3 separate regions of the Homo sapiens genome follow, and regions 1 and 2 are each linked to region 3. Evidence: chromatin contacts called from ENCODE Hi-C or POLR2A ChIA-PET data. All regions are on one chromosome and are shown on one strand. The core of a region is the stretch at or near the end of the contact, and the rest is flanking DNA. Distances in the headings are between cores, read along the strand shown. Region 1 has its middle 72 kb from the start of NIPA1. Region 2 overlaps CYFIP1 (cytoplasmic FMR1 interacting protein 1). Region 3 holds the start of NIPA2 (NIPA magnesium transporter 2).

What was found. Hi-C counts contacts between places; a loop is a spot of excess contacts on that map. ChIA-PET counts read pairs that join two places held with the same protein, here RNA polymerase II (POLR2A). Pooled maps may share reads with other maps.
Region 1: a pooled map shows a loop between it and region 3 (3-fold over the local background). The contact joins the enhancer-like site here to the promoter of NIPA2 in region 3. A Hi-C loop is called at or near these places in 1 of 37 single-sample maps with no recorded cell type and 1 of 50 pooled maps. POLR2A ChIA-PET finds 5 or more read pairs at or near these places in 1 of 52 experiments (BJ).
Region 2: a map of heart right ventricle shows a loop between it and region 3 (2.4-fold over the local background). The contact joins the enhancer-like site here to the promoter of NIPA2 in region 3. A Hi-C loop is called at or near these places in 7 of 168 maps with a recorded cell type or tissue (CD4-positive, alpha-beta T cell, ascending aorta, chondrocyte and 4 more) and 7 of 50 pooled maps. POLR2A ChIA-PET finds 5 or more read pairs at or near these places in 4 of 52 experiments (OCI-LY7, WTC11, activated B cell and 1 more).

The regions. Positions count from the first base shown.
Region 1 is chr15:22,713,174-22,716,248 of GRCh38, forward strand. It overlaps the pseudogene LOC100133165. Among named protein-coding and RNA genes, the nearest start is that of NIPA1, 72 kb to the right of the region's middle. Within about 2 kb of position 1,323, at least 2 of the 41 ENCODE cell types and tissues checked have a DNase peak (open chromatin) inside an H3K27ac peak, as active enhancers do.
Region 2 is chr15:22,947,782-22,951,063 of GRCh38, forward strand. The region is part of intron 1 of CYFIP1 (cytoplasmic FMR1 interacting protein 1); the gene reads right to left. Among named protein-coding and RNA genes, the nearest start is that of CYFIP1, 31 kb to the right of the region's middle. RefSeq lists an enhancer at 1-31. Within about 2 kb of position 1,455, at least 20 of the 41 ENCODE cell types and tissues checked have a DNase peak (open chromatin) inside an H3K27ac peak, as active enhancers do; they include ascending aorta, heart right ventricle and sigmoid colon, where a contact is called at or near this core.
Region 3 is chr15:22,836,832-22,839,943 of GRCh38, forward strand. It overlaps NIPA2 (NIPA magnesium transporter 2), which reads left to right and starts at 1,835. Exons shown (of 8, transcript NM_030922.7): 1 at 1,835-2,090; 2 at 2,824-2,959. RefSeq lists an enhancer at 1,732-1,961.

The DNA.
Region 1 (3,075 bases), core at 73-2,572, 120 kb before region 3:
TCCCTGGTGTATATGTGCCACATTTTCTTAATCCAGTCTATCATTGTTAGACATTTGAGTTGGTTCCAAGTCTTTGCTATTGTGAATAGTGCTACAATAAACATATGTGTGCATGTGTCTTTATAGCAGCATGATTTATAGTCCTTTGGGTATATACCCAGTAATGGGATGGCTGGGTCAAATGGTATTTCTAGTTCTAGATCCCTGAGGATTTAGACACACTGACTTCCACAATGGTTGAACTAGTTTACAGTCCCACCAACAGTGTAAAAGTGTTCCTCTTTCTCCACATCCTCTCCAGCACCTGTTGTTTCCTGACTTTTTAATGATCGCCATTCTAACTGGTGTGAGATGGTATCTCATTGTGGTTTTGATTTGCATTTCTCTGATGGCCAGTGATGAGCATTTTTTCATGTGCTTTTTGGCTGCATAAATGTCTTCTTTTGAGAAGTGTCTGTTCATATCCTTTGCCCACTTTTTGATGGGGTTGCTTGTATTTTTCTTGTAAATTTGTTGGAGTTCATTGTAGATTCTGGATATTAGCCCTTTGTGAGATGAGTAGGTTGCGAAAATTTTCTCCCATTTTGTCAAAAAACAGCTTTTTAAGAAATGAGACTAATCTAGCAACTTTATTGAGAGGACGTGAAGTGTTTGCTTAGGAATGGTGCAATTGGTGGTGGTTGTGGACATGTGAGATGTAAGATGCCTCAACTTCCAATGTTGTTCAGAAGCAATCCAGCTTTCTGAATTATTCTTATGAATTCTGGATTTGAAACAGTAACTTCCCAAATGGCAGGGGCTTTCAGCAGAGAGGAACCTGGAGGGACCCTGTCCCTGACACCTTCTGGGTTGTCAGCTCCAGATCAAAAGAACTCCTGATTTGGAAAAAAGCTTCTTGAAAAGAAGAGGGGAGGTGACCTTGGTGAAGCCTCTGGGGACATGAGCTATTTTTAGGGCTTTTGGCAGGAAAAGAGCTTTTGAAAACGGAGATAAGGCATGGTATTAAAAAGGCTTACATTGGAGAAAGAAGTCATAAAACTCCATACAGTTAGGGCAATAGTTTTGTTTTTTACTAGGACAGCATCAGTTTATTGGAGTATTTATATAACATAAGCAAGGTCTCTTGATACTTTAACAATTAACAACTGGATTTTATTTTCTACTATAGGTGCAGTTTATCATTCTGAATCCAAAGCCAAGGAATATAAACATGTATGCAAACGAGCTTGTCAGAGGGTATCAACGCAATGTGTATGATCTATGCGTTTCAGTTTTGAACATAAAGCAGTGGCTCTGAGCGCGACCCGGAGGACGACGCCGCGGCCGCAGCCATGGGTGCTGGGCCTGCAGGGGCGCGGGGGGGAGGGGGACGCTAGGACCTGCGGAGCCGGGCGGGAGAGAGGGCTGCCGGGACCGGCCCTAGACACTGAGCCGCGGTGGGATCCCCGCCGGCTCTGCGAGGCCCCTGCGAGCGCCAGGGAGGCGCCTCGAGGGAGCCGGGCAGCCGCCGGCCACTTCAAGGGGGCCCGCCACTTCACGGCGGTCGAAAGAGCCTTGGGGGCACATCTCGGGGTGCGGTGACCCGCCCGGCGCATTTCGGGGGTCGGGGCGCATTTGCCAGGAGACATCTGGAGCCCGGCCCTGCTTCTGTCGGGCTCCAGGGTACCCCTGGATGGCTGCGCTGTGCCCTCGCCGGCCGCCCGGGCGCCACAGCGGCTGAGTTCGCCGGGATCGCCGGGCCGCCGCCGCCCTTGCCACCGGCTGCATGCTCGGCGCCCGGGTCGCGGCCCACCTGGACGCACTGGGCCCCCTGGTCCCCTACGTGCCGCCGCCGCTGCTGCCCTCTATGTTCTACGTGGGCCTGTTCTTCGTCAATGTGCTGATCCTGTACTACGCCTTCCTCATGGAGTACATCGTCCTCAACGTGGGCCTCGTCTTCCTGTTCGAGGACATGGACCAGGCGCTCGTGGACCTCGGCGTGCTCTCCGACCCCGGCTCGGGCCTTTACGATGCTGACTCGGAGCTCGACGTCTTTGATGGGTACTTGGAGTAGGGTCTCGACTGCCGTTCCCCTCTTCCCTCCACGATCCGCAACCCACGCCCTGGACCAGCCGCCCAGATCATGGCGCCACAGCTGGTTGGGGGCACCATCTGGACGGGGATGGTTCCCCAGGAGGAGACCCTCCCCTGCCTCCGAGGCCTGCCTGCTCCCCTCAAAAGCTTCGTGCCAACAGAGAGGTTCCTGTTTGGACCCAGGAGAGTGGAAGAGAGATTGGGACTGAGTGCTGAGGTTGGGAAGGCACCTGCTCCCACAGAAGGGGGAACGCAAGGGGCGTCCCAAGACCTCATCTGCCTGCAGCGTCACACCGATGGCCTGGCCTTGTCTTCTGATTATTTGCAACTGCCATGGATGTTTACAGGAACCCAGCCAGAGTTTGCCTCCCTGCACTTCATCCCAGAGCGCACCTGCTTCCCCCACTTCACCTTCGGAGAGGACACTTCAAACTGCGGACACACGCAAAAGTAACTCCCAGCTCTGTTTGATGTGAGTTGAGCCTTCAGGCCAGCTGGGTTTAGCCCGAGGCTGGTCTTAGATGCAGCGACTGTTTCAGAGTGACTCAGAAGAAAAAGAAGCTGAGGAAGCTGTTGGGGGGCTGAGGATGGGATTCTCGCTTCTTCATTTCAGGTTACTCGTTCCTCAGCAAGTTGGCAAAACAGATATCATGCTGGTGAGTGCCACGTTACTCCCCTGGCTGGAAATGCTTTTCTGAAAGTATGAGTGTCGTGCCTACTTAATTCTGATAAACCTGTTTAAGCAATACTTAGGAGGCTGACTTCTTTGGATTAAAAAAATGTATGCAACTCCAAAAAAAAAAAGAAATTCAACATTTAAAAGTTTCATTTCTAGGGCAGTCTTCCGGTTTGGACTACAAAATTATTTTGCTTGTTTTTGTAGGGGATCGTTTTGTGTTGTTTTGTGTCTTTCTCCACATGATGCTTAGCTCTTTCCCCACTTCCCAGATTAAAGTCTGTATTTTTGTAATTGTGGGCACACAATCATATCTCTTTTAATCT
Region 2 (3,282 bases), core at 205-2,704, 110 kb after region 3:
CACCAGCTGTCTAGCTGCACAGACAGGCTGAGATTGCAAGGAGTATGGGGCTGCCGCAGGGGACAGAAAGTGCCACACCGCAGCTGGAGCAGAGGTGCAGAAATGAAGGCAGACATCGTCTAAACACACCTTCAGAGCCAGCTCCAGGGAGAGGGGGCAATCTGCCTTCTGCTGAATCTGCTCCAGTCTCAAGGGTACTCAGGAGGAGCTCTGCCCTGGGATGGGACCAGGGGCAGCTGAGCCACATTCTATGAAGGAAAGAGCAGCAGGTGGCCTGGAGGAGACACTGAACAGAAGGAGCCCCAAATCCCTCCTCCAGCACTGGCGCAGGCATGGAGGTGCACAGTGGAACGGGTAGTCAGTCCCACTGCACTGGCTGAGGGTGGAGAAGGGAAGCTCTCCAGGGACCCAGGAAGCCCCAGTGGCAGTGTGGAGAGGAAGCAGCTCAGAAGAGCCAGCCGACAAAATTGCTCATGAGCTTCAAGCCCATCCTCAAGCTGCAGGGGTGTGGATCTGATCCTCTTCACACCCCAAACCCTGAGACCACAGCCAGACAGCCACCAGCGGCACACAGGGGGCAGGTCCAAGTGGCAGTGCAGGAGGCTGTGAAGCCAGAATTGACATGGAGCTGCCACCCACTGAAGGCAAGTCAGAACCACAGCCCAAGTCTCCTCAGGGTGTTTGCTTTCTAAAATAAAAATATCAACATCCTCCTAGGATTTTAACAAGACCCAGATCTCATATCATAACATCCAACCATCCACTTACAGCCCAGATTACTCAGCACACAAAGAACGAGGAACGTATGGGCTCCTACAGGAAAAGAGAATCAACAGATGCCAAAATAACACAGGTGCTGCAATTATCCACCCGACTTTAAAGCAACTACTGTGCTATGAAATGCTCTAACGATTGTAACACTCCCAAACTGAATGAAAAAATGGAAATCAGCAAAAGGCAAACAAAACAAGATATAAAGAAGAACCAAATGGAAATTTCAAAACTAAAAGACACACTACTGAAATGTAAAAAAAAAAAAAAACCTCAGGAAAGATTCAGTGAACTTGAAGATAGAGCAATGTTAAGTTTTCTAATCTGAATACCAGAGAGAAAAAAAGATTGAAAAAATTTTGGGGATCTTCAGGACAAGAGAGAAGGTCTAACATCTGTGCCATGAGAGTGCAAAAGGAAAAGGGGAAACCAAGCAGTGATGAAAAACAGCTGAAAAAAATGACAGAAAACACCCTAAATTTGGAGAAAGTCTTTTGTCTACAGATTCAAGAAGCTCTATGGATCCCAAACAAGACAAACAAGAAATCCACACCCAGACACATCACGGTCAAACTGCTGAACACTAAAGATAAAGGAAAACAGATCTTGAAAACAGCAGGAGAAATGACGCTCAGCAGAGCACAGAGCAACAGTGGGAGGGCCGCGGATTCCCCCCGGGGACCAGGCAGGCCGGAGGGCGGGCACAATGTGCCTAAGCCTAAAGCGGGGACCAGGCGGGCCGGAAGGCGGGCACAATGCGCCTAAGCCTAAAGCGGGGAGGTGCCAACTTGGGATCCTCCCTCAAGATGGGAACGTGTCTTCCAGGAAGGAAGGTGAAGCCAGGACGTGGGCAGAGGAGGAAAACAAAGAGCATGCTGGCCAGCGGTACAGGCTGACAGGAAGGGAGGTGGAAGGAGGCATGGGCTACGAACCACAAAGCAGAGGCAGTAGGCAGGCTAAGCGGCGAGGGCGCAGGACACACAACGACCCCACAGCTCTTCCAAAGTGCTTGGCGGTTAAAAGCAAAAATCAAAGTACTGTCTAATGGGCCTTTCAGTGTACATAAATGTAAATTACACAAATACATAACAAGTAAATTATAAAATATTTCTAGGTATATAATTGTATAAATCATATAAACAAGACAACTGTAATCTAAAAGGGGGAGGGGAAACCTGGATGGGGTAAGATTTCTATGTCCCACTAGAAGTAGTAAAAAGCAGACTTTTCAGATCCTCAGCAGAATATGAAATGTTAATAAGCATGGACTTCGAAATCCTTAGAGCAACCACCGAAGAAAGCTGTACAGCCAGGCGCTGCAGTCCCAGCTACTTGGGAGGCTGAGAAGGGAGGATCACTTGAGTCCAGGAGTTCAAGGCCTGTCTGGGCAACACAGTGAAATCCTGCCTCTTTTAAAAAAAGAAAAATTAACATACTTTTTAAAAAAGCTATCCAAAGCAAAATAGATAACATATAATTTAGAATAAATTAAAACAGAATACTATGTTTTTAAAAACCTAAAAGGAAATAGAGCAATGATAAAGATAGTGATCTAACAGAAGTCAGATAATAAAATGGTAGACCTGAATCGAAACACATTGATAATTACACTATCATAATAATCTAAAAACACCAATTAGAAGAGGTTGTCAGAACAGATAAATAAAATCCTAACCCAACCATATGCCATCTACAAGAAACTTACTTCAAATATACTGATACAGGTAGGTAAGTCGAAAGCAAAAGGGGAAAAAGGTGAACCAGGCAAGCGCTGGCCAAAAGGAAGCTGGGGTGGCTTTGTCAGCACCAGACCCAGCCAGCCTCCGAGCAAGGAACTCATCAGAGAGAGAGAAGGAAGGGGTCAGCTCCCCAAGGAGCCAGAACAACCCTCAATGTGAATGCACCCGGCCAAAAAGCTTCCTTCACGTTACACTAGGCAAAAGCTGACAGAGCTGGAAGAAGAAATGCCATAGCCACCCCCGAATCTCAGTTTCACTTTCCACGATTTCAATGACCAGAGGTCAACTGCACTCCAAAAATATTAAACGGAAAACTCCATTCACAAACACTCCGTAAGTTTTAAACTGTGCGCTGTTCTGAGTAGGATGATAAACTCTCAGACCGTCCTGCTCCTCCCACCCAGGACACAAACCATCCCCTTGTCCAGCGTGTCCAAGCTGTATGTGCGACCCGCCTGTGAGCCACACAGTAGCCGGCTGGGTCGCCAGCATGGGACTGCAGCGGTATGGCCAGGCTGGTCAAGGTCAGCAGCGGCCTAAGGCTGCATTGCAATGCCTGCGCCGCCCATCTCACCGCCATCTCACGGCGGGCACCAAAGGGCAAGAGAGAGAGAGAGAGACCACGTTCACATAACTTTTATGACAGTATATTGTTACAACTGTTCTATTATTATTGTAATCTCTTACCGTGCCTAATTTACCAATTAAAGTTCGTCACTGGTATGCAAGTACGGAAAAACATAGACTACGCAGGGTTCAGTACAGTCTCCAG
Region 3 (3,112 bases), core at 585-3,084:
GTGGATCCCAAGGAATTTCTCCTTTCCAGGAGGAGCCAAGGCAGGATAGCCTAACAGTTAGTTTCCTATACATCTCATGAAAAATAAATCTGCGCTTTGGGAGGCTGAGGCGGGTGAATCACGAGGTCAAGAGATCGAGACCATCCTGGCCAACATGGTGAAACCCTGTCTCTAATAAAAATGCAAAAATTGGCTGGGTGTGGTGGCTCACACCTGTAATCCCAGCACTTTGGGAGGCCGAGGCGGGCGGATCACGAGGTCAGGAGTTCGAAACCAGCCTGGCCAACATGGTGAAACCCCATCTCTACTAAAAATACAAAAATTAGCTGGGCGTGGTGGTGTGCACCTGTAATCCCAGCTACTGGGGAGGCTGAGGCAGGAGAATGGCTTCATTGAACCCAGGAGGCAGAGGTTGCAGTGAGCCGAGATCGTGTCACTGCGCTCCAGCCTGGGTGACAAGAAAGACTCCGTCTTAAAAAAAAAAAAAAATTAGCCGGGCGTGGCGGCGCGCGCCTACAGTCCCAGCTATTCGGGAGGCTGAGGCAGGAGAATCGCTTGAACCGGGGAGGCGGAGTTTGCAGTGAGCCGAGATCGTGCCACTGCACTCCAGTCTGGCGACAGAGCGAGACTCTGTCTCAAAATCAATCATTCAATCAATCTGCTCTCAGTGTCTCGAGGCGGGCTTTCACCAAACGTCAACCTCACATCTATTCCGCGACCGGGTCAGTAAGGAAGGGCCCAGCGGTCGTCGAACTACCACAGCTATTTCGGCCCCGCCCCGTCCCGCCCCCAGCTTTGGACCCACCCTTTCCCCCGCTTCTTGCCCTCTTGGGAGCTCTGTTCCCCTTTGGCATCGCCCGGGGACACCAATTAAATGCAGCTTCACACTGTGACTGCCCCTGGGAACCCTCATTTTATTTTATTTATTTATTTATTTTTGAGAAGGAGTCTCGCTCTGTCGCCCAGGTGGAGTGCAGTGGCTGATCTCGGCTCACTGCAACCTCCGCCTCCCGAGTTCAAGCGATTCCCCTGCCTCAGCCTCTGGAGTAGCTGAGATTACTGGCGCGCACCAACACGTCCAGCTAATTTTTGTATTTTTAGTAGAGATGCGGTTTCCCCATGTTGGTCACGTTGGTCTCGAACTCCTGACCTCGTGATCTGCCCGCCTCGGCCTCCCAAAGTGCTGTGATTACAGGTGTGAGCCACCGCGCCCGGCCGGAACCCTCATTTATTCTATTTTTTTTTGAGACGGAGTCTCGCTCTGTCGCCCAGGCTGGAGTGCAGTGGCGGGATCTCCGATCACTGCAAGCTCCGCCTCCCGGGTTCGCGCCCTTCTCCTGCCTCAGTGTCCCGAGTAGCTGGGACTACAAGCACCCGCCACCACGCCCGGCTAATTTTTTGTATTTTTAGTAGGGGCGGGGTTTCACCGTGTTAGCCAGGATGGTCTCGATCTGCTGACCTCGGGATCCGCCCGCCTTGGTCTCCCAAAGTGCTGGGATTACAGGCGTGAGCCACAGCGCCGGGCCCGGAATCCTCGTTTTAAATAAGGGCCACGCCGGAGTTTGATTTTGAACTGATCGGCCAACGCCACCTGGCAGCATACTGTACTGCTTAACTACGCTTCCAGCTTCGTCCCTCGCCAGGTCCCGCCTGGATCCTGCGCCCCGCCCCCGTCCCCACACTCTACGCGCCCCGCCCTCCGCGCTCAGCCGACTGGGGCCTTGTAAAGGAACCGGAACCCGGCGGGAGAGAGCCCCGGGGGCGGGGTGTACGTGGTGCGGCACTGCGCGTGCGCGCGAGGCCTCTTGCGTCATTTAGCCGCGCCTAGGTTTTCCGGCGCCGGCCCTAGGTCCCGGCAGCGGTGGTGACGGCGGTGCCGGAGGTTGTCCTTGGCAGGTTTTCCTCGGCGCTTCTCCATGGAGGAGGCGGTGCGAACGGCTTCAGCCCCGAATGCTCGCATCTCCCACTGGACGGCGACGAAGGCGGTGGCCGTGCGAGCGCAGGACTGGGCGGCCTGTGTGGGGGTGTGAGCCGCGGTGCCCAAGGCTGCGCCGGCGAGGGGAAGCCGCGCGGCCGGCCGGCCGACTAGGGTGAGGTCGCCACTCCTTCCTTTCAGGCAAGCGCGAAGGGGCTGACTTGGTGGCGAGCCAGCCCGCCTTGTGTCGGAGAAGGGTTCTTCGGGCAACTTTCCTTTCCGGGTGTTCTGAAGCGGTTTTCCTGTAATCCTCAGTGAGGAAACCCACCGTGAATCGGATTGCCGTTCAGTCCCACGGAAGCCTGGCTCGTTGGCCATGTCGGGGACGCATGTTCATTAAGTTCATTAAAATAATTTCATTTGTCTTGGTGAGTTTTAGAAGGTGGCTTCAGCTGCTGCGGGGATCATAACTGACAGTTAAACAAGCCTTAGAAGTCTGCTGTGACGTTTTGAGCCTGACTGTTTTAATTTCCTTTTATAAAATCACGGAATCCTATTTCCCTCTCTATACAATTGCTCAAAACTGTGTGTTTAGTTTGGTGTTTGTGCCTCCTTAATTTCTTTTCTAGGTTGTTAGTTCATTTAATACAGGACTGCATGTTAAGTTCTGTTTCTAGAAATCCTGTGTATAGCCATGTGCCCGGTTAATACTTTTTTTAGTAAGAGGAAATATCAGAGTCGAGAGTTTCCATTCCAGTAAGCTGCCTGTCGAAGCAGTAGTTGTGCTCGATTGAGTAGGTTTTATGTTGATTGGTTGGCAAAATGAGTATGAAGGCTAGTAACCAAATTATAAAACGTACTTAGTAACTTTAAGTCTTTTGCCTACTTCTGTGTTTTCTTCTTTCTAGGCTGGAGCTACTCGGCCAGGGTTTAAGACTTTAAATGAGAATAAAGGGTGGTATTTACGAGGAAATGAGAGTGAATAAGTCATCTCTAACCTCTCCCAGCCTTTTTTTCATAAGAGAGACCATATTAAACTTACATGTAAGTTAAAATTGTAATTTATAACTAATATTGTTGCATAGTTAGGGTTGGAGATTTAGGTTCTGTAATATTTATAAGTACAGTACTGCTTTGAAAAATTATTAGCCAAGTGAGAGGTTGGAAAAAATTAAATCTAACATGTATTTAATTTTT